3 separate regions of the Homo sapiens genome follow, and regions 2 and 3 are each linked to region 1. The links are chromatin loops, found by intact Hi-C in ENCODE. Cell type or tissue: prostate gland. All regions are shown on one strand.

Evidence for each region. Peaks named below come from ENCODE experiments on the same cell type or tissue, not always from the same donor. Only the 100,000 strongest peaks of a DNase experiment are listed, where the experiment ranks them.
Region 2: a loop joins it to region 1, with 5 times the contacts of the local background. A loop is called at or near these places in 14 of 110 quality-filtered maps.
Region 3: it touches region 1 in a loop (2.5-fold over the local background); 8 of 110 quality-filtered maps call a loop at or near these places.

What each region holds. Positions count from the first base shown.
Region 1 is chr5:50,958,945-50,966,944 of GRCh38, forward strand. LOC124901181 (a long non-coding RNA gene) reads right to left here. Exons shown (of 2, transcript XR_007059131.1): 1 at 7,942-8,000; 2 at 6,207-7,188. Among named protein-coding and RNA genes, the nearest start is that of LINC02106, 7.2 kb to the right of the region's middle. RefSeq lists an enhancer at 4,160-4,697. In prostate gland, CTCF peaks have their summits at 115 (motif pointing right) and 4,147 (motif pointing right); a DNase peak (open chromatin) is centred at 4,177; H3K4me3 peaks cover 2,837 bases; H3K27ac peaks cover 3,902 bases.
Region 2 is chr5:51,956,751-51,964,750 of GRCh38, forward strand. LOC105378959 (a long non-coding RNA gene) reads right to left here and starts at 7,643. Exons shown (of 3, transcript XR_948315.2): 1 at 7,579-7,643; 2 at 6,251-6,325. In prostate gland, a CTCF peak has its summit at 4,281 (motif pointing left); no DNase peak of the experiment used is centred here.
Region 3 is chr5:51,681,429-51,689,428 of GRCh38, forward strand. No RefSeq gene overlaps it. Among named protein-coding and RNA genes, the nearest start is that of ISL1, 300 kb to the left of the region's middle. RefSeq lists an enhancer at 4,192-4,776. In prostate gland, a CTCF peak has its summit at 3,519; no DNase peak of the experiment used is centred here.

The DNA of each region.
Region 1 (8,000 bases):
CAGGATCTGGCAATGCATCAGTTTTGTTATCTTTACCCACCCCTTACGTTAGAAAATACACCATCAACAATGGATAGCATTGACAGCTTTCATAAATGTAGGCTGAACAGCAGGTGGCAGCAAAGGATACTATAAGAAACACTTCCACTGGAATATCTGAGAAAATTCTAGAAAACTCATTTTCGTAGGATGCAGGTAGAGAAGGCCCTCAAAGATGATTGCTCTCTTACCTCTGGCTAAAGCACGTGATAGAAAAAGAAAGCTATTGGGAAGGTTGATCATGATAACTAAGTTTAAATGCTTTTCTGTCATTTTAATCACCTTTCCACTAAATGAAAGGATTGAAAAAGCTTACCAAAAGTTCAAGTATCCCACAGCAAAGCCCAGCTAATCCTCTTACAAAATGGACATGCATGCTGAAAAGAGATTTTTATAATAAGAAATGACATGCAATATTTATTATAAAATTATCATTCAGTCCAGTATGGAAATATGCCAGTTGGACGTTATCTGTCTCTTGGCTCAGAAGAAATATTAATGGAAGAATATTAACATCCTTCAAAGAAAGAAGGATATATGTAAAGAAAACATTAAAGGCTCATTCATCATGAATGGCTCTTTGAGAATGAGACAATAGCATGGGACAAATGAGACAGGACAGAGCATCTGGATCTTTTGATAAAAAATACCCAAAATAAGAAGGATGAAAATACTATAAGGAAAAGGATGTGTCTTAATTTGTTGGAGGGGTAAGTTTCTTGGAAAAGGGGAAATGTGACTACCTGTGAGTAATTATAATCCAGGGGAATCTACCTATATGCAGATAACAGAGATAATTCAACATTAAGACCAGCTTCTAGGTTTCTGAGAAAACCAAAGCAATGATCTTAGTAAATCAGGTTTTGAAAAAGACTGCAACTTACTTCTGTACATCTTGGCTGTGATATTATCTGTTTTACTTGATGCCCACCTAGATCAGTGAGTAATTAGATGGAGTTGAATATTCCTCCAACGTAGTCAAAATAACTAACTGATAGAAAGAAACACACATGGCAGAATAACTTTAGATTCTGGAATTATAACCACTGGTCTCCAAATGCCATTTCAGCCCTAGGATAACAATCTTTGCTGTGGTTTAAGTTATGAAATTCCTGACTCCCAGTTTCCTGACTGCAAAGTGGGCGTGGATGACTACTCCTAGCACCAAGCCATGTGAGGATTAAGTAGGACACTGTATCGAAATGCTTGCCCCATATAAATTGCTTCTTAATACATTTTATTTTCTTTCTCTCTTCAAGAACATTCCCAAAGGCATTGACACATTTTGAGAAATGTCTCCAAAACATCCTCACTAACATCTGCAAGTGTCAGAAATTCCTAATCGTAAAGTTCTATCTTTAGATGGAGACAAAATGCCTAGGAAGATTAGCTCAGTCTGACCAAGGACCGATGCTAAACAATAGCACATAGCAGATGATGTAAACATGGCGATGGGCACAGTTCTCCATTCTAATCACAAATAAGGTCTAACCTTATTTGAATTCCAATTTCATATTTCCTTCCTTCCTTCCTCTTTCTTTCTTTCATTCTTTCTTTCTTTCTTTCTCTTTTTTTTTTTTGGTGGAGTTCAGCTTTTTTGCCCAGGCTGGAGCACAGTGGCGGGAATCTCGGCTCACTGCAACCTCCACCTCCCAGGTTCAAGTGATTCTCCTGCCTCAGCCTCCCAAGTAGCTGGGACTGCAGGCACCTGCCACCACGCCCAGCTAATTTTCGTATTCTTAGTAGAGACAGGGTTTCACTATGTTGGCCAAGCTGGTCTCGAACTTCTGACCTCAGGTGATCCGCCCACCTCAGCCTCCCAAAGTGCTGGGAGAGAGACTTTGATTTCTCCGAATCCTTGTAAAAGAGATTCATCCCTTTCCAGTCAGTTGTGGGCAGGGAGAAGGCAGAGGTAATGGTGGTTAGATTGGTTGCATAGTGAAAATCTGGCTGCCCAGGTTCAGGTCTGTGGCAGGAGGTGGAGTTCTCATAGCAGGTGTCATGAAGTGGTCAGTTACCCCAACCTGTGTGTGCTACCACCACTACTATTGCTGTACACATGCCTGTACACACTCAAGCACATTCTCTTCTTTATGTCACATTATCATGTAAACTACCATAAAATGAAAGCAAATTATTTATGAACTCTTATTGTTTTGCTTAAACATCACAGATACATTTTTTTTAAGTAATCATAAAACAACATTTTTGGAACCAAGTTGCCAAGAATACTGTGAAAATCTCAAATACCAGCAAGACTTCAAAGCAAGTCCCTTAATCAAACTAGTGCTTATTTACTAGGAAAAAATGCAAAAGGCTGGGACGCATAGCCCAGATAAGCCAGTTCTGAAGTTGCTGTCATAAATGAGGTATGGGATGTGAACAGCTTCAGTGCTTGTGTCTTTGAAATGTTCATTCTCTCTGTAACCTTAAAAATAATTACCGCTTATGATTAAAAACTGTATTTTTCATATGATTGATACTTTATTTTACTAAAAGATATTAATATGAGTGTTGATGTAACCATCGAGCATCTAAGTGCTATATTGTGTTGTGATTCTTGATGAGAATTAACAAAGTGAAAACATCATGTTCTGTTGCTGTTTACAATTTTTTTCTGTTTCCTTTGAGATACTTCACCTTTAATTGGTGCCTTCCCAAAACACATTTTTCTGCTGATACCAATAATCACAGCCTCCTCTGCTAAAGTGTCTCGGTGATGCACATCTGGTTCTTGAGAACTGAAACCCAGAAAGGGTCTCAAATATTTCATGCTGAAGCCCCTCAAAGGGCAGTTAATCACAAGTATCTGCTCACCACTTAGCTGGAGTGGTAAAGCAGATGATGTAAAGATGGTGATGGGCACAGTTCTCCATTCTAACCACAAATAAGGCCTACCTTTATTTGAATTCCAATTTCATATTCCTTTTTTTTTTTTTTTTGAGATGGAATTCAGCTCTTTTGCCCAGGCTGGAGTGCAGTGGAAGAAAAATTCAGCGTTTTCTTCCCTTTTAAATATCAATTCATTTGCGGAGACAGTAGCAAAACTATCAAAAATACTATGCCTGAATTGCAGGACTGGTTGGATGAATGGAGCAGTAATGATAGGTTGCTTAATTTTATTTTAGTGTAAGTTTGTGCTATATTTCTCTAATGTTTATATGATTTTTTTTGGTACCAGACAAAAAATTCTGGATATGCCTTGACTATAGAAAAGGCCACATTTCAAAAATCTGGATTTATAATAATAATTCCTCTTTGAAAGGATGAATATAACATATAAAGCCTATATCTGCAAACTTTTTAGTAACATGTGTTTTCTCTAGTGCTTTAGGTTTACACATTCACTAAATCTAGAAGGTAACTTAAAATTATCCAATGGGTTCACTTCATTTGTGGAAGAGGAAATTGAGGCACAGCTTGATTAAAAGAATTGTCCAAAGTGAGTCAACCAACAACTTACTGCAATAAGAATCTGGTGTCCACCTTAGAGTGGTGGACTGCTATTACTTGCCCTCCTCACAATTATAATTTTATATTAATTCTATTTTTATCATTATTGATAACACTACATATATTTTACCCCAAGGAAAGAAGGAAGGAAACAAGAACCTAGTCTTAAAAATCTTAAAATTTCAAATACTGAAACTCAAATCACTTTTCCAATAACCTGAAAAAAAATATCTTTCAAATAATATCTCCCAAGTAGCCCAGGAAATAATGGTGGGCCTGTGGTTTTCTAGGTAAAATAAGTAAATATCAAATGATATATAAAAGTTAAATATTAAGCCAGTTAACTTTTTCACTTGCACTCTAACCAGGAAATTCTCAAATATTGGTTCTCTACAGTGATAGCATATTATATTATCTGGGAAAAGAAAAAATTGCCTAAGAATATCAGAATCCCTGAAGGTGGTCGTGTGTGTGTGTGTGTGTGTGTGTGTGTGTGTGTGTGTGTGTGTGTGTGTTTACTATTTCGGTTAGAATACTAGTGTGAACCGCGGTTGAGAACCGCTTTCCCAGTCTCAGCACTCAACCCTATCCCACTCTAATCCGCTGAGGGACAGCATCAGACCGCTCAAACTCAGAGGGCACGCCGAGAACCGCGTCCCTTCCCCTTGAAGCCACGAGGGGGCGCTCCTGCACCGGATTTGCTCATTGGCCGCCTCTCATCCCCCAAATTTAGAGACAACACCGCAGAAAAGGCTTTCGTTTGGAAGCCGGCAGAAAGAGAAAAGGCAGGGAATTGCCTTTGTATATCCGAGGGCCGACGGATAATTCGTGTAAACAACAATATCCCTCAAGATGAGCTCTTCGGAGCTTCCTACCCAGTGGCAGCTCCCCGTTTTCTCCTTTGGACTTGGAAAAACTTCACTTCCCGCAAGGAGAAAGTCGGGGGGCCGGCGGCTGGGTGGGATGGTTTATGGCTTTGGATCTTGAGCAGTTCACTGTTCAAATAAATCTTGGTGAGCCATAGAGAACAATCTCCACATTAATCTTGTGTAATTAGCGTTATAACCCTCGGCAGCCTAAGAAGCAGGAAAGACAAAGCTTTATGCAAATGTGGCTTCCCTGGCCTCCGCTCCTCCTCCGCCCGGGCCCCTTTCTCCCTGGGCCCCTCGATCTCGCGCCGCAGACTGCGAGCCTCTTTTTAATGGCACGGTACCTTAAAACCAGTGATAAGGTTCTTGACTTTAAAAATAAAAAATGAAAAAGGAGAAGCAGCGGCAACCGAAGGAGGGGAGAGACGTGTGCAAGCTGAGGCTATTAGAAGGATTTAGCTTCTGGGGAATTGGCACCTGCCTTTGGCAGCCAGCACTGTCCAGTTAAGGACGGAACCCAACACGTGGGGAGACTTAGGGACTGGGAAGTGGCGTTTTCTCCAACCAGCAGCTCTTGGGAGGTTGTGGGGGGGCGGGGGGGGGGGGGCGGTGCGGGGGCAAACCCGTGGCTGGGGCGCTTTTCTGGCAGAAAGGGGCAGTTCTCCCAGTTCGCCCCAGGGACTCCACTCTGCCTTCCAGACCCGCACATTTCCCAGTCAGGAGTCTTGAACCGAGCCCTCAGATGACAGTCTCTGCTAAGCCGAGACAAGGCCCCACAGGAGGAGGAGGGTGTGAGGAACCCCAACACACAAGTCTTCACTTGCAAAGGTTGGGGAGGGGGTTGAGGGAGAGGTGCCCGCAGAGGCCGAGGTGCGCGCACAGCCGCGCACACGCGCGGGCACCGACGCGAAGCCGAGAGGATGCAGATCCCCCGCCTGGCTCTGGATTATCTGCTCTGTGTTTACTGTTTCGGAGGGCTTTACGTGAAACGAATAAATTTTTACTTGCTCCCAGGGACCGGCTTGTTGTTTTATGGCATGTACTTATTTAAAAGCCTCTTTTGTCGGTGTTGAAATGGTCCAAGCTCCCAAACCCTGTGCCGGGCTATGAGCGTGGAACCAGCCGAACTGCAATGAGCATCACTGCAGCAGCAAAAGGCAGTGAAGAGAGGAGCCTTATTCTTTCCAGTACACACACACACGCACACGCACACGCACGCACTCACGCCCTGAATGCTTGCTTTTCTTTTTCACAAACCAGAACCTAATGTTTTTCATGTCTTACACAGGGGGCTAAGGGAATGTATTCTAGCGAATTATACCTGAAATACTGCAAGATTTGAAAATTTTCTACAGAAAGTGTATTCTGATTAAAAACAAACCTCAATACATATCTGTTTATCCCCCTTCCATGTGTATCCGCTTAGGGTTTATTCCTCCCTTTTCTGACTTCCCCACCCTCAAAAAGGTAAGCATAATGCCAGGCAAAAGCTAAGATTGGGCTCTTTTAACCCGTAATCGCTGTCGTCTCTACACTTTGTTTATGAAACGGAATAAGAATGGAGAGAGACTTAATTTAACAGCACAACCAGGCTGTATAAATACAATATTCATTTTTTAAAAGCGAAGTGGATTTGGTTTACTCTGAAGAACAGTAATTCAAACAGCACCTATCTGCTCCAGATAGAGTAGCTATGCACATCTATACAGGCAAGTTTGAAATTTAGAACAAGGCTTTGATTTATTCCCTTTCTATCAGTGATTAATGCCCCTTAATTAGCTAATCTCAAAGCCATTATTTACAACTAGGGCAGACAAAGGGAAAACTGATGATCCAACACTTATGTCAGTTTGAAATTTTGAAACAACAAAAAGTGCTTTATTCAGAGTGGAATTCTGAGTCTCTTAGATGAATCTCAAAATAACAAAGAAACTCAAAGAAAAAAATAAAACAAAAATAAAACAAAATAAATGGGAACAAATAAAACTCCATCTCCCAAACAATCCCAACCGCCACTCCTTTTTCGCAGAAATTGCTGCCTGGCACAATTTGAAATGTGGCTATTTAAAGGGAAAAGGAATATATCTTCTCTTCATTCCATCTAAAATCTATAAGTTTTCAATTTTAGCATAAGAGGAGAAAGCGTTTATAGCTGAGTTTTTCCAAGTTGCTTAAAAGGAAAGGGCTTTGGGATTTGAAAAATCAGTTTTCTCTTTGTACTTTTCCAAGGCGGGGATTTGAAGCTGGGCACTAGATTTGCTTCTCAAGATCCGGTGCCTTAAACGTTGGGGAAGGGGCTGCGGGGGAGTGTGGGGAGAGGAGGTTTGTAAGGCGCCCTTTAACGCGGACCTGGCCTAGGGTCCTGAGGAATTCCTCTTTGAACTCTGCTCCCTAAAGCACCGCCCTCGCAGCAGCTCAAATTCAAGTGACCCTAAAAACTCGTTTCTGGACAGAACTGCAGGTCTTCGGGGTCTTTCTTGGTAGGAAACCATTCAGACCGGGTATCCTGGTGGCTGTCGGGGGGTTCTTGAAGGTTCCAGGGAGTCTCCTCAGGAAAAGGAGAGCGCAGGCCTTGGTTGCCTGATGTTGCAGAGGAGCCTAGGGAAAGAGCGGAGCAGGCCATGTCTGAGCCGAGGCCTGGGTCCTCCACTGTGGACGCGCTGCTGGTCGCCTCAGACCACTTAGGTCATCTCGGCGGTTTATCCAGCTCTCTCCCGCTTCAGATTCCGGAGTGAGGAGAGCACCCCCATCCCCACCTTCACCTCCATCATTTTTACGAGGAAAACCTGTTCATTCGCTGCATCTGGGGACCCTTATGTGCGTTTGCCTGTTAAGAAACAGAAAATATGAAAGGAACAATACCGCGGGACACGTTGCCAAGTCGACGGGGGCAGCTTAAGGTGTGCAAAAGTGGAACTGAGGAGGACCTCGAAAGTCCTTCGATCTGAACGGTTAGGAAAAAAAGCTTTAGGTTTATTCCTGGGCTCCTGAATCCATGACCTGAAAGGGAACAGAAAAAGGCCTTTGGAAAGCGGAACGTGCCTTCAGGCAGCACTAGAATGGGATTAGAAATCCCTCCTGGAAAGTAGGAGGCGAAGGAGAGGGAAACTACAGGGGAGTGGAAACTGGGGAAGGAGAGGCAGAGCTCGGAGACGGGTGTGTGTGTGTGTGTGTGTGTGTGTGTGTGTGTGTGTGTAGGGGGTGGGGGCTCGGGGCCAGGGAGGAAGGAAAGGAAGAGGGTAAAAAAGAAGCTAGAGGAGCGAAGAAGGAAAAACTAGAGGACCTCGTGTCTTTCGTGTGAAAGCACCCGCGTCCTAAATCGTAGGAACGAGGTAGTCATTAGCGCTCTGACCCGGAGGAGAGACGCATTAGAGAAAGAAATGAACAGAGAACATGCACCTCCCTGCCTGGTTCATTTCGCTTTCCTTGAAATCCCTGGGCCTCAAGGTTCCCATCGCTTAAGCTTTCCCCATCTCTCCCTCCCCCGCCCCTTCAACATACAATGCACTGAGGCTGAGAGGGAAGGAACGGAGCGAGTCAGGGAGAGAAATCATGAAGCTTTTCAGGGTAAAATACAAACCTGCTCATCCAGCTTGCCAACACGTTTTTAACATTTGCATCGACTAATCTGTGAACAGT
Region 2 (8,000 bases), 1.0 Mb after region 1:
TCCTTACACCTTATACAAAAATTAATTCAACATGGATTAAAGACTTACATGTTAGACCTAAAACCATAAAAACCCTGGAAGAAAACCTAGGCAATACCATTCAGGACATAGGCATGGGCAATGACTTCATGTCTAAAACACCAAAAGCAATGGCAACAAAAGCCAAAATTGACAAATGGGATCTAATTAAACTAAACAGCTTCTGCACAGCAAAAGAAACCACCATCAGAGTGAACAGGCAACCTACAGAATGGGAGAAAAGTTTTGCAACCTACTCATCTGACAAAGGGCTAATATCCAGAATCCACAATGAACTCAAACAAATTTACAAGAAAAATACAAACAAACCCATCAAAAAGTGGGTGAAGGATATGAACAGACACTTCTCAAAAGAGACATTTATGCAGCCAAAAAACACATGAAAAAATGCTCATCATCACTGGCCATCAGAAAAATGCAAATCAAAACCACAATGAGATACCATCTCACACCAGTTAGAATGGTGATCATTAAAAAGTCAGGAAACAAGAGGTGCTGGAGAGGATGTGGAGAAATAGGAAAAATTTTACACTGTTGGTGGGACTGTCAACTAGTTCAACCATTGTGGAAGTCAGTGTGGCAATTCCTCAGGGATCTAGAACTAGAAATACCATTTGACCCAGCCATCCCATTACTGGGTATATACCCAAAGGATTATAGATCATGCTGCTATAAAGACACATGCACACGTATGTTTATTGCAGCACTATTCACAATAGCAAAGACTTGGAACCAACCCAAATGTCCACCAATGATAGACTGGATTAAGAAAATGTGGCACATATACACCATGGAAAGTATTCCAAACACCGCATGTTCTCACTCATAGATGGGAATTGAACAATGAGAACACATGGACACAGGAAGGGGAACATCACACACTGGGGTCTGTTGTGGGGTGGGGGAAGGGGGGAGGGATAGCATTAGGAGATATACCTAATGCTAAATGATGAGTTAATGGGTGCAGCACACCAACATGGCACATGTATACATATGTAACAAACCTGCACGTTGTGCACAGGTACCCTAAAACTTAAAGCATAATAAATAAAATAAAATAAAATAAAATAAAATAAAATAAAATAAAATTTGGCTGAATGATACCTCTCAGAGAATAACTGGGCTGAATAATGACTAAAATCCATCAATTCTAAATTTTTGAAGGTTTTATAACTGTATTTTACAAATAAAAGGAGGATATATTATAAAAGATTTATCTTTCAATATTATACAACTAAAACAGAAATTAATTATGAAATGTATCATTATTACATGACTTACATATCCTTTGGGTCAATTAATATCCTCCCTATGACAAACCCTATTATGCTGTTAGCATAAACCATTTCTAGTTACAGTTTCCTCCCTCAGCTGTGTTTTGAAAAGGTTTTAAGCTTTTGCCGACAGGACTCTAGGCAAAATGTCATTTTCGCTAAAATTTAATAAGATTTCAATATTTTACTCTGTTTTTCCATTTCTCTCGGAAGCTGTCAAAGTAAACCACATTGGCCTTGTTTTAGTGAAGAAACACAAAGTCTGTGGCTTAGTTATAGGAAAATGAAGCCATTTAATGAAAATGGAAATTGATTTATTTACCCCCTAAGCGGAAGTTTAATTTCTGATGTGCCTGCTGAAAGTGAAAATTTTTCCCACACTGCTCTACGTCATTCATGTAGAAACTTTAAGATTCTTTAAAAGTATCTACAAAATTAGGTGAAGGGTAAAATTATGAATTTCCCACTTGGAAGAAAGTGGCTTAAATTCTATCCAATTATTTGCCATGACAACCAGCTAAACACAAAAGGGCCAGAATGGATGTAGAGTACTGCCTCTATAATCATCACTGTATGTCCTTCAAATCATGGATATGCAGCACCACTATCCTGGGCTACTTCAGGGCCATAAGCCTACATGGTAATTACATGCTTTGGAACACTCCACTTAAGTGCATCAATAATATAGTGAGTGAACATGTTCTTTAATTCTGCACCTGTAAATGGAGGGAAAAATAAAGAAAATATCTCTATCAAAAAAAGGAAGAAAAATAAATTAGACAGCCAAATTATTTTAAGCCGCTTTGTGAGGTCTCTGTCTAAAACTCAGATGGTTAGTAATCGAAGCTTCTCCATAAATATAATCAAATGACAAAATATCTCTGCTTAAATGACTGCAAAGTTTAGGACATAAAAAAACAAAAGATGCAAAACAAGCCAAAAATATCTAATTAAACTTGATATTTTATCTTTAATACACTCATTTCAACTGTGCATTACAATATTTCAGGGCTACTTTTCTTTCCATTGCCATGTCTCTATATAACTTCTATTAATGGAATTTCAAAGATAACACCTACTGATCCAGGACTTCAACACAAAGGAAGAGTTAACACATCATGGCATTACAAAACTGTAGTGCTCTGCATGGTATTTCAGAATAAGGCATGTGTTTGTGTGTGTGTGTGTGTGTGTGTGTTTCATTTTATAGACTTGAAATCCATATTTTTCTCTGAAGTGCAAAGTTAATACAGTTAATTCAACAGAGAAGAAGTAACTCAATGGAACCTCAGGGAGAATAAGTGATTGGTATAAAACTGTAAGACCTTCCTCCCACCTATATATTTCAATAAAACAAAATGGCTAATTTTTTAAAATCATAAATTTATCCTAAAAGTAAAATATTTCTGAATGGCTAATTTTCTACAGTCTTATGGAATTTCAGAGGAATTCTTATGAAAAATAGGCACACATAATTTATAATAAAGTTACATTTTACCATTGGAAACAAACCACGTTTTTTTAGTGGATCCATCCTAAGTTTTTCACTTGACAAAACAAGAAAAAAAAAAAGATGCGGTCTGTATAGATATGCATATTTCTTATGCCAATTAACTAAGACTTTTTAACGAATTAATGTGAAATATGCCTTTGTATATTGACTCCAAGATACAAGTGTTATTTACATTAGAAAATCTTGCCATAATTTCAGAAAATCCCATAAAACTCAGGAAAATCACATATGTAATGTTCCACAAACCACAAAGGAAACAGAAGGGATGTCCTAAATAATCAGAGCAGAATGTTGTGGTTTTCAAAAAAATAGTTATTTCAGATTGAAGTTGTATTTGTTTTTTCTTGTCATTTGACATTTGTAATTAATGGATGTACATGTGATTTACTAACTTAATATTTAATACATGAGTATGATCTTGTGTTCTGTTAATTTCCACACATTTTACTTTTACAGATAATCATATGCCTCAAATGTTGCTTTTATGACCAAGAGCATTGAGTTTTCCCATTATTTAATCAATATACAATTTTTCTAATAGTAAATATATTTTTTGAAAAAATGCAATTGTATTTACCATATGGAAATTGTTAAAATAATGAAATCCATTATATTTTCAAAGCTGCACATAGAAACTTTACCAAGAAGTTGCAAGCAGCAGTTATTAGAATTACGTATTTAATATTAACTATTTCTTTATGCCATCTCTTGGACTTCTGAAGAATTTTACTGGTCAGGCAGTAGATTTTGAAATTTGCATGCAACTCTTATTGTATAGATATCCTGCTATTATAAAAGTATTCTACTATATACAAAAGCTAATGTTTTAAAGTTTAAGACTGATCTCCAAATACAAATTATGTTAATTTGCAAAGAACTATCAGCATACAAAATCTGAGATGAAACACTGGTTATTTTTTGAAGGAAATACAGATAATCGTTTGAAAGTTGAATCTTATTAGTCTTTATAGTTTTTCTCTTTCTGACAGAGATGCATAAGCATGCCAATTGTTTACAACTATGTAAAATGTATTAGTATATTGCTGGGGCTTGGCTTATAAATGTAGTGTGGAGAGAATATTACAATTGAATTTCAAGCGCCTAAGAAGGATTTATGATAGAGGTTTTTGGCAGAACTTTTCTAAATTACAGTAATGACTCACTTGGAGTATCTTATTAATGGTACAGACAACAAGAAACAGAAGTGGAAATGTTTAAGTCTGAGTGTCCAAATGACCCCACATCTGCTTTTTGCTTTGTGTTTTATTTTGTTTCGTTTGACTTTGTCTTCTTGATTAGATGGTAATTGATAATATCAAAGCAAGACAACTTTAAAAACTTAGATCACTTAATTGGCCTGCATCTGTGATCTCAGTGAAAATCTTAGCAAGAATGTCACCTTTGAACAGACAACTGAGTACAGGATATTAATCAGACATACAAACTATCTCTTGGTGTCATCTAGTGGTTGTGTTTCATCACTGCATAAAAGAAATGCCTTATTGGTTTTCTGAGTAAAGATTGTTTTATTACATTTGTTTCTGAGTGACTTGAGTAAAAGAAGCTGCCATTTTTAACAGACAAGAGAAGGTTAGTAGCAATCAAGCCTTTCTGGGCTCTTCACCCTGGCCCTTTACAGCGCTTCTTATAAGGTCAAGACACATCGATGGAAAGCTCAGTTATCGTACACTGGTGTGAAGGTGCTGTCTGCTGCCCTATTTAGGCTGCATGACTGAGTGACTGGGTGTTCTTAAGGGACATCCACAGCCAATACACAAGGTATTTTCTCTCAGCTGGCTGAGCAGCACTAAGGGGATTCTGACAGACTGAGCTGACATGCTAACAATCTGATTGCAGACGGCAATGGTAGGAGCCTCCAAGGGAGAGAGAAGAGTCCCCTGACCCTCCTGTCATCTACTCTTTCAATCTCTAGCCTAGGATAGGAACACTGCACAACTATCACAGGAAAAGGTGACATAGTGAAAATAACTTATCCACAAATGTGCTGAAATGTCATCTCTAATGTTATAGTTCCTTTAAGACGAACTATAATTTCTAATATAACTTTTCAGTTTTGAAAGGAAAGGGCACCAAGGCTGGGTTGACAGAAATAAATTATCCAGATAATTAAGGCTAACTACTCCACTTTCTCCTACTCGCCGGCCCACGTGCAGACAATAATGGGCTCAATTATTTATAATTCCGATTTTTTTTCCCTTTCAAAAAGGGATTTTCTATAAAACCGGTATTTGAAACTCTCAAAATTATTATCATTAGGAAACAGATTATTAACAAAATACAATCAGGAAATGTATGAATTTTCAGTGATCATAGTTTGTGTTATGTCCAATGTAACAAAGACAAGTCATAATTAAAAACATGGTAAAAATGAACTTGATGTTTTATTCTAATTTTTTCATAATTACTTGATATTTTTAGTCAAAATCTGTGGGTTTAAAATATGATCTTCATAGATTTATCAATCTTAAGCAAGATATTCCTCTACATACTTACAGAAACTCATTTTATATTACAAAGTGAACAGTTCTTTTGTTATTGAATTTGCATGATGATGATGATTATTTTTTTAGACAGTCTCACTGTGTTGTCCGGGCTGGAGTGCAGTGGTGTGATTTCAGTTCACTGCAAACTCAACTACCCAGGTTCTGGTGATTGTCCCACCTCAGCCTCCCTAGTAGCTGGGACTACAGGTGTGCACCACCATGCCTGGCTAATTTTTATATCTTTTGTAGAGATGGGATTTCATCATGTTGTCCAGGTTGGTTTCAAACTCCTAGGCTCAAGCCAGCCACCCACTTTGGCCTCCCAAAGTGCCAAAATTGCAGACATGAGCCACTATGCCTGGCCTGAATTTGCATTAGTTTTAATGTTTACTTTCTTTTATCTATAGGTCTTTAATTTCCAGATGTCTTATACACAAGCATAAATTGAGAAAAAGAATTGAATGAAACAAGAATAGGTGTACATTTCCTAAAATTTCTCTTTGCTTTTGTTACAAAAGAATTTGCTATTGCTATTGTTCTTGAAATGAGAACACATGTAGTACACAAGTACATATATAGATGTCTATAAGATATATGTGTATATGCATATACACATATATAAATACATATACATATATAGATATATATGCACAACTATATATGTGTATATATATTATTCAACAGAAATACTATCAATTTACACACATATTAATTCAAAATATATATGATCAATTAGTCCTCTGTAAATCCCCTCAAAACATATTACCTTTCTTCTAAAATCAATCACCATATTAGATCATTTAATTTCATATTTTGTGTGAGAAAGAACCAAGTTTGGTGTAACGTGGCTCTAATTCTGATTGTTAGCTGTACATTATTTCATCTTATACAGCAATTAATTGAGAATAATGAATACTTACATGGTGGCATATGTATTTGTAGCATTCATAAACCTCTTGTCAGATTTGATTCAACTTACAGGAAGTATCTGAAATCTGAATCGCAAAGCCTGATATAATTTTCAGTTCATTAATACATTTTTAAAGACTATTTCCTGATACTACAGCTAAAATCAGAGAAACGATTGTTGAGGAATGAAACAGTTGATGTAAATATTTCACATAAAGAAAATGGAGCTCTGTCTTAATGATCTCCCCCTAATTTCATTTTAACCTCAGTGAACAAAATATGTACCATCTAATAAGGAATTAGGCAAATACCTACCAGCACTAGCAAATAGGAAATTTAGGCCTTCTCAGTGTTAACAGAACTACATACAGACAAGAGCAAGCAACCTTAAGTCGCAGTTGAAATAGTTGGTTAAGCAATCCATATGGAAATTGAGAATGAGAATCAACAGAGTATCCATTTACCATAATTCATTACTCTTAAGAGATATTCTTTAATATTTAAATTAGCTGTCTTAAGTGGCCTTATTGAATAGATTATTTTGTTAATTTATGTAGTGATACTTTTGATACTCAAGTCTACTGGAATTCCATTTCATTTTCCTACAGTATTAGGAAAATAATGGACAAAGTGATGGATTAAAAACACCTTCTCTTTAGTTTTTTTTCCTATTCATGTTACATATTGCAGTAATCTGTGAGTTTAATTATATATTTGTCCAAATGCTGAAAAATAGTATTCTTCACTCAGTAGGGCAACCTGATGACCCATACTCCTTAGTAAGTGAATGCAGCAACCATACTGTATTGTAACATTGCATAATTGGCACCTTCACCTCCTATACCTCTATGTATTTTCACTTAATCTAAGAGTGCCTATACATTGGAATAATTGCCTCAATTTTACAGGTTACAAAAACAAACTTACTTGACTCTCAAGCCATATATTAAGTTGTGAAACTGTGATTTAATATGAAGTCTGAGCTTCGCATATAATATAATTTGTAAAGCATAGGAATTCCTCTTTCAAAATAATAGAATAACCACAGATTTGTTAGAATCTATTCTCTAAAGATAGCTTTCATTTAAAAGAGATAGATCTGCCAGTTACATGCTAATTTTCTGTTTCTTCAGACTGTCAAAATCATTCCTTTACACAACTGCACATGCCATGTAGCTAAATAATGGCCAAGGAGATAACATCACAAGTGTTTTGTGATTCCCAGAATTCTCAGAGGAAAATGGATATGCCTACTTTTTACCCTCATTTTTCCTACTGTCTACTAGTAGATGTGATGGCTCAATTTTGAGGCACCATTTTGTACCATGAGGTGACATACTAAGAATGGCGAAGCAGCAAGATAAGGATCCTGATGACTCAGACAACAGATTAGTCCTGGATTACGCATCTCTAGGCTACTTTCACATGAAAGAGAAATAAACTCTATGTTATTGTATTTGTCTTCTATTCCTGCATAACAATTTACCACACATTTACAGCCTTAAACAACAACACCTCTTTATTACGTCACAGGTTCCATAGGTCAAGATTCCAGAAATGGGTTAGCTATGCTCTCAGCTCAGAGTCACACCAGGCTGAAAACAAGGTGTTGGTTGGGCTGCAAGCTCATATGATGCTCTGAGTCTTCTTTCAAGCCCTCTGGTTGTTGGCAGAATTCAGTTAATCATGGTTATAGGACTGAAGTCCACATTTTCTTGCTAGTCATCAGCCAGAGCTGATGCTTTAAGTCTTGCAGACTCT
Region 3 (8,000 bases), 720 kb after region 1:
CCTTCCCCAGTGATGGCAGGAAGAGCAACAAAGTCTGCATGGGATCTTGACTGCTAGATGGCGCAGAACCCTTTAGCATCAGGATGAAGGACATTGGCTTAACCTCAGTCTTCTATTCCTAAGTGCTGTGGTTTTCCAGAAAAAAACATAAGATTTATTACCTAAAGCTAATTCTGGATAAAACCAGTGGGAGTACATAAGCTGAGAACACCTGGAAATTCTATCTTCTTCCAAAGTCCAGTTGGCTGACAAGTGTTCCCTCAATTTACCAATGAACTTCAATTTATGAAGCCAACCCCAAAACTCTTCCCTGCAATATGGCAAATCCTTTGTATCAGAAGTTTTCATATAATGTTAAATCTCGAAGAGAAAGACTAGTGAGCTTGTTTCCAGTCTAATATGAATGACAATAAGTGGCTGAGAGTAATAGAAATCCAGTGAAGCAAAAGAGGGGGTTTCCAATAGAGAAGAGGAATAAAATATGTGGTGCCATACTGGGAAGCTGGGAAGATACAGTATCTACTCTAGGCAAGACGGATGATCCTCAGCAAAAGTCAGGCTTTAGATAAACAAGGAGGTGCTGGGGGTAATCTGAGAGGAGGGTAGGAATCAAGAAAATATTGTTTTTAAATTAAATCTGAGCTCAGAAAATATCACGGAAAGAAAGAGAAGCAGTGGAATAATAAGGGAAGGAAATTGAGGAGAATAGGTATGAGGGCACTGTGTCATTAATGGTCTTATAATTTCCATAATATTGTAGAGCAATGTAACTTTATACTAAATGCTATTAATGAGAAGACTGTGTCAGGATTAGTAATCTACACAGACAATACAAAAAATCTGCCTTACGTACTTGTATGTAGAAGCTTCCTTGATTAACAGATATACTTCTTACATGGATGAATGTTAATGGAGAACATATATATATATATATATATATATATATATATATATATAAAATACCCATGATATTATTCTTTTCATACCTTTAAATCACAACTGTATAATGCTTGAATACATCTGGACTATTATAGAATTAATTTCCATTTGTTAAGTAGTACCCTGCTGACCTGAAAGAGAATCAAGGCAGTCTGCAAAAGTATTTAACTTACAACCAGCAGGTAGTTAGAAGAATTTGCTGGCACATGTTCTTAACAAAATATTTAATAGAAGAAACAGAAAAAGGAAAACTATGTCATTTTCCAAAACATGGCAACCAATGAAAATCAACACATATATCAGTTTGCTCACTTTATTGGTAATAAATATCATTTTTAAAATATGTTGCTTATAGAAAAGATGCATATTCCTTAATCGATAGGTCATTTTCACCACTTGTAATTCTCTGCCTTTCTATTACCTCCATTTAATCATTTTATTTATTTATTTATTTTGCATATGTGTGATTCACCTCATCAAAGCAACTATAAGCTTGTTTAAAATCTAAGAGAATTCCTGGGGTTAAACTCATGTAACTGTGGATGGAGATAAGACTGGAAAATTTGTGGAGCAAGGGGCATAATTAATATCATGCTGTATAAACATGGTGCATCTGATTTGGTATTCTGTCTGTGCAAGGAACTCTCATAGCTGATTTGTAGAAAGCCAGATAGGATATATATGACATAAAGCAATTAAGACTATCACTGAAGTCTTCTTACCTTCTGCCAATAGCTCTCATTCTATCCATGTACATTTTCCTCATTATTTCTTAGTTATAAAGAGTTGTATATATGTGCCTGTTTAAGATGAGGTTTTACTTCATTTTATTTTCCACCTGAGTTTTTTCAGCCTATACAAATGTCTCCTGCATCTCCTTTCATAATGTTAGAGTTTGCAGTGATATCCTATCTCCGTATCTACCTTGTCCTAATGTGCTGAGCCTATCCTTTTATGGATGGCCCTCATTTGTTGATCATATTCCTTGCTTTTTTTTGGGCGATGTTCAGTTATTTAAAGTACCAATGCATCAGGGGAGGACAACCTTTTGTCTTTAGTTTCTGTCATCCTTCCAGATGCTGCCCAGGAGTCAGCGTTCCCTTTTTACTCACACAGCCTTATGTCTCTGGGAGCAGCCTATTTCATCCTCATTGTTTCCTGGACAGTAACTGATTACTTGGTTACCACTGGGTTAGAATGAAGTTTGGTTTCTATTCCCCTAAATATGTATGCGGACACTTGTCTACCTTGATCTTATTTTCTGCTGTCTTGTAGCTTACAGAGCCTTCTAAGGAATGAATGCAGTAAAGAGAATCCCCATCAGCTTGATTTTTCTCAAAATTTTTAAAAAGTGAATTATGTTGAATAAAAGCCTGTGGTAAAGACAATGTTACAGAATGAAATCTCTGCTTTTCTTCTCCCATTTAGGGGAAGAAAGGCGGTTCTGTAAGAGTTAGCCCACGATGATTCTCTATGTGTATAATTTTATCATTGCTCAAACCTGTTCATCAGTAAAAGAAAAATATATATTAAAGAAGAATCTTTCAATAATTATAAGACCTTTCTCCACAGTACTTCATTACAGTGCATCATGGGAATGCAGGGTATTGTATAAGCGTTGACTCAAGAGTCAATGGCCCAGCTCCAAATCCTGACCAAATCCTCCTGTGTCTTTTGTGGGGAACAAACTTAACTTCTCTGTACCTGTATTTTCCCATTTTTAAGAGGAGAAATAGTAGATATGTCCAGCAGCATTGTGAAGCTAAAATGAATTGAAAATTATGCTTGCCTCATAGTTAGTGTTCAATGTAAGTATGACGCTTACTAGGTTGATGAAATAATGCAGAGTACTTCTATAAAAGAAACGTGTTTATAAATACTACACACAGTTTTCATGTCCTGGTTGGTTATCTTATTTTCTTCTTAAAGTCAAAAACATTTGCAAGTTTGAAATTCCAAGAGGTTTTCAGAGTATTTTTATGGATAAGGGTATAATGAAATAAAAGTAACATAGGCCACCTTGAAATGGGATAAAAATTATGTAGTGATGGTTATGAAAAATGAGTGCCCAGAATGAATTCTTTATTAACAAAGATTTTCCTAAAATAATGCAATGTAAAAACTTAGTTTTGATTTTGGAGTTATGCATGTTATAATATATAACAAATAAGTGATTAAAACACCATGTAACTCTAAATGTAATAACTTTTATTTAACTGATGATACAAGAGATATGGGAAAAATATTTTCCCACAGGGAGGAACTGAGATCTTAAGCAATTGGCATAAAGAATAAGGCAACTATTGAGTTAACATCAGCCTCAGAATAGTTTTAAACAAATTATTAGGCAAAAAATGGCACCATGGGTTTAAACATTTTACTAAATATCAGAGTAGACATTAATTTCTGTTTTGTTCCTTTATATCAATAAATTAAAAGGCTATTGTTGTCTTAAAGAAGTTAAGACACAATTTTAGTGGGTTATGTAGACTTTATGCACTTTTCTTAATAAACTGAAAATATACGAAACGCACACACACATATATAAAAATATTTCAAAATATTAGCCTCTTCTCCTGAGGTACTGCAAGGACACCTACAGGTGGCAAAGACAAGAGCAATAAGCCATTTAATTTGAGATGATTTTGACAACTTGCTGACATTGAGTTATTTTTTTGCTTAAGTTATGAAATCATATTTGTTATGTCAAATACAAACATGGAAGAAAATTTATGGATATGGAATTGTAATGATGAATAAGCATCTTCATTTTTAATTGCAACAGTGGAAGGAGATATCTGGAAAATTTAGAGTCTACATATTTTCCTTGCCTATCTAGTAAGCAGCTTTTTACCTAGGTACATAAATTTTCCTCAATGAGAAAGCAAATGCATTTGTGTGGTCTTGCAAACCCATTAGAATTTATATTAATACTCTTACCATAAAATAAGATTTTGGTGGGGAGGAAATTTGCAGAAGAATGTTAGAGAAATAGAAGAATGTGCTGGAAGGGAGATTGAAAATGAATATCATTTCTTGATAAAGAAATAGACCAAAATGTGTAACATGGTTTTGAGGTAGAAGAAATTCTACATACAGTAAGCAGCTTACAGATATTGGCACATTATTTAAACAAAAAGAGTGCTTGCTAAAACACTACCATGCAATAGATTCATACATTTCAGTTTCAATTAGCAGCCTCATTTATTACCCACCAAGATGTGAAACCGCAAGGTGAGGTTAAAGTGTCACCGAGGGTGTCTTCATCACTTCAATATCATTGCCTTAAAAGGCACTGACCAGAAGAAGCAGATGACCTCATTTCAAAATTATTACAGTACAGAGAACTCAGTTTCAACATTATAATTCATTTTATCATGGAATATTTCAAATTTATTATCAGTTTCCTAACACATAATGGTTAATCGTTAAGGATAGCCACTTTAACATAATATGAATACGCATTTCTCCATAGGTAATACAACAGTTCCTGCATTAGCATTATTGACTAAGGTACATTTAACTTCTTCACTAATACTTAATGGAAGGTTAATGTATAAGTCAGGAGATTAAATGGCTTTTACTTAAAACAAGTATATTGATTAAAATAACTTAGTGAGATTTTTAAGGTTGATGATATAAAAACAGTCACACATTTTAATATTTTATTTAATATTAAGAGCAAATTGTAGGGTGCAACAGATCAAGATTAGTGGAAGTTATTGCACTAATTGCTTGTGGAACTAATTCTTGCTCACTGTTAACAAATGGATATTGTATACTGAAAGGCAACAAATCATCCTGGTTATTTCTAGTGTTCAAGGAGTTTCTCTGTTTAAGAATTTCTATTGTTTCTTGCAATGTCCTTCAGGAATGTCTTCCTTGTATCTTACACCTGGCACCATTAAAAGATAAAATAACCTTCCCAAAACAGAGCTACTATTCAATGTCAATGATATGTAGCTCCATTTCCTTTTTTCATGCTATTGTTATTTAAATCTGTGTTAAACCTAATACATGGAATACTTGCAGTGAATTAACCAATGTTACTTTACCATTTCCTTTCTTTCCTCAAAATCCAATATTCCACCAAGTATAGTATACTGACAAATCGGCCTTGTAATAGTATGACATATGATGCCCCAGATCATTTGTTTCTCTGATTCTGTTTCTGTCTAGACATACTCAGACACCTCATCTATTCATCTCTTTTGTTTAGGTAGCACAAAGTTACACCTGCAGGGTCTTGCTCAGTTTTAACCTGAGCTTTGTATCAAAGGAATTTGATTGTAAGAAATAGTGACCAGGGCCTGTGTAAATATTGTGCCAGTGTAACTGCAGAGTGAATAACTTATAGCAGGTTTGCAGTTTATTCTAGAACTGAAAGCAGAGTGGTAAATTAGGCAATAAAAATTTACAATGCGAAATATATAGCATAATATGGATGCAATCTATGCTAATAAAAATGCTAACACTTACCTAGTACTTACCAGAGCCAGGGAATAATTCTAAGTGCTTTGAGTGTAATAGTCATTTGCAACTCAACACAATCTCATACATGGATAATTCTCACTATTTCTAACTTACAAATGGGAAACCAAGGCATAGGAATGTTAAGATACTGAGGCTTAGAACTATTCCATAAATTGCCCATGGCCATGCAGCTAATAAGAGACTTAACCAGGAGTCTAACCTAGGCAGTGTGTTCTTCAGGCCAGACTCTTACTAACTATACCATACTAAGTCCCAAGATTTGAAAACAGAAAGACTTCAGTTGAAACTACAAGACTGCTGTTCATCGTTTCAAGTCTGATATCGTTATCTAGTAAATAGATAATGGTAACATCTCTAATACAAGGTTGTTGTGAGAAGAAAGGAAAGCAATCTATATAACCCGGCTAGCATGCTACCTATCACATAATAAGGTCTCAGTAAATTAGAACTGTTACTACTATAATTACTATAATTATTTTAATTGCATACATTCTTTTATTCATCCAACAGACTTTTATTTAGTTAATGCTAACCATATGTTTGTGCTAAGTGTTGGTAAATAGGAGCCCTTGAGCTCATAGTTTTGTAAGGGGCAACAGACATGCAAACAATTAATTCTAGTTACATGATAAGTACAGTGATAGATGTATTCAGGCACAGGAGAGCAAGTAAAACATCTGGTAGCATCAAGGAAGGCCTCACCGATATGATATGTGGCATACTTATATGGTTTACCATCCTGTACGTTTTCTCAGGTTGAATAATGAATAAACCAGCTACAGACATTGCAGATTTATTCAGTTCACTGCCAGATTAGAAAAATCTTAAAATAAAAGGAAAAAAATTCAAGTTTTGTGCTATCAAACAGATGAATTTGATAAATATATTTTACTAAAGATTCTAGTAAGCTGAATTTACAACACTCTTTCTTAAAACATGAGAATCTGTGAAATATATGAACAATAGCCTTTCTCTCATAATGTTATTCTTGTGGTCATGATATAAATTATATTCTGCCTGGTGAAGCATTTTCTTACTTTAAACGAAAATTACTGTAGCTAAATTAGTGTGAAATTTTAAAAATTACAGACAGGAATACCATTTTATCAGAAAATTGTATAAGATGGAATTTTTAAGATTTACACATACATAAAGTATGTCCAAGGTAATGTTGAAATATGATTAAATCTTTATCAAATTGTTTTAACATTTTTGCTTTCTTCAAGTATGAGGGGAAGAAAGTGATTTGATTTTTAATGTGTTCTAATAAACAGGACCAGGGTTCTGTGTTAACCAAGGGTGATTGTTCCTGAGAGAGTAGAGAATATTCCCCTAAGAGCTTTGTTAATAAAACATGGTTTTAAACGAGCGTTTTAGAAAAAAAAATTGCTTTCATTATTCAAAGTGAATTTCAATGCATCCATTAAGCATTCTGAATTGGAAAACATTTTAAAATATGGTTCCAAATTTATTCTCCTCTTTTTTCCCCTTTGGTCTACATTTGAAATATTAGAGAGGGAGATGAAATAACACTTTTAGGGGTTTACCTATCTCACTCACATGCTTTCTTTTATTTGTCACACTGAGACTTAGTTTACTGGGAGTAGGAATCTTGGCTCTACTGAGATTTCAATATCTAACTCTATGAGTAGCTGCTAAGTGTCTCAAGTAACTACCTCCTAAAACTCATACCGGCAATATAACAGCACATTTAAGTTGGAATATTTCTTATTCATAATCTAAATGCCACATCGGTTCTCATTTTTCTAATTGCCAGTATCTCATTCTCATCCTCCTCAGTCTTTTCCATATCTTCTTTTCAATACTTATGGGCTGTATTGTGTCCTGACCCTGCCAAATTTTATATACTGAAGTATTTCAGTATATACCACATCCTCAGTACCTCAGAGTGTGACTGTATTTGAAGTCAGGCTGTTTACAGAGATAATTATGTTAAAATGAGGTCGTGAAGGTGTGTTCTAATCCAATATAACTGGTGCCTATTGTGGGAAAAGAAAATTTGGACATAGACACGTACAGAGGAAGAAAATGTGAAGACATAGGAAGAACACAGCCATTTACAAGCCAAGGAGAGAGGGCTAGAATAGATCCTTCCCACGAGGTCTTCAGAAGAAACCAACCCTGCCAGCCCTTTGATCTTGGATTTCCAGCCTCTAGAACTGTGAGAAAATATGTTGCTGTTTTTAAGCCTCCCAGTTTGTGGTATCTTGTTATGACAGCCCTAGCAAACTCATATGCCAACTGATATTTTTGCGTTTTTGTTTATAAATACATATGTTCCTGAGACCTTCATAGTTCATCTACCATATTGTGTGCATTTGCAATGTGTCATTTAAAAGAACCCCAAATACAGATTCTGTATACAGAAACAACAATGACTAAAAAAATACATGTATATATGTGTTTTTATATACAAATATACTGGTATGGTTGCCAGATACAATATAAGATGACCAGATAAACATGAATAAATAGCAAATAACATTTTTAGTATAAGTATAACCCAAATATTCATGAAACATTCTTGTACTAAAAAAAGTTATTCT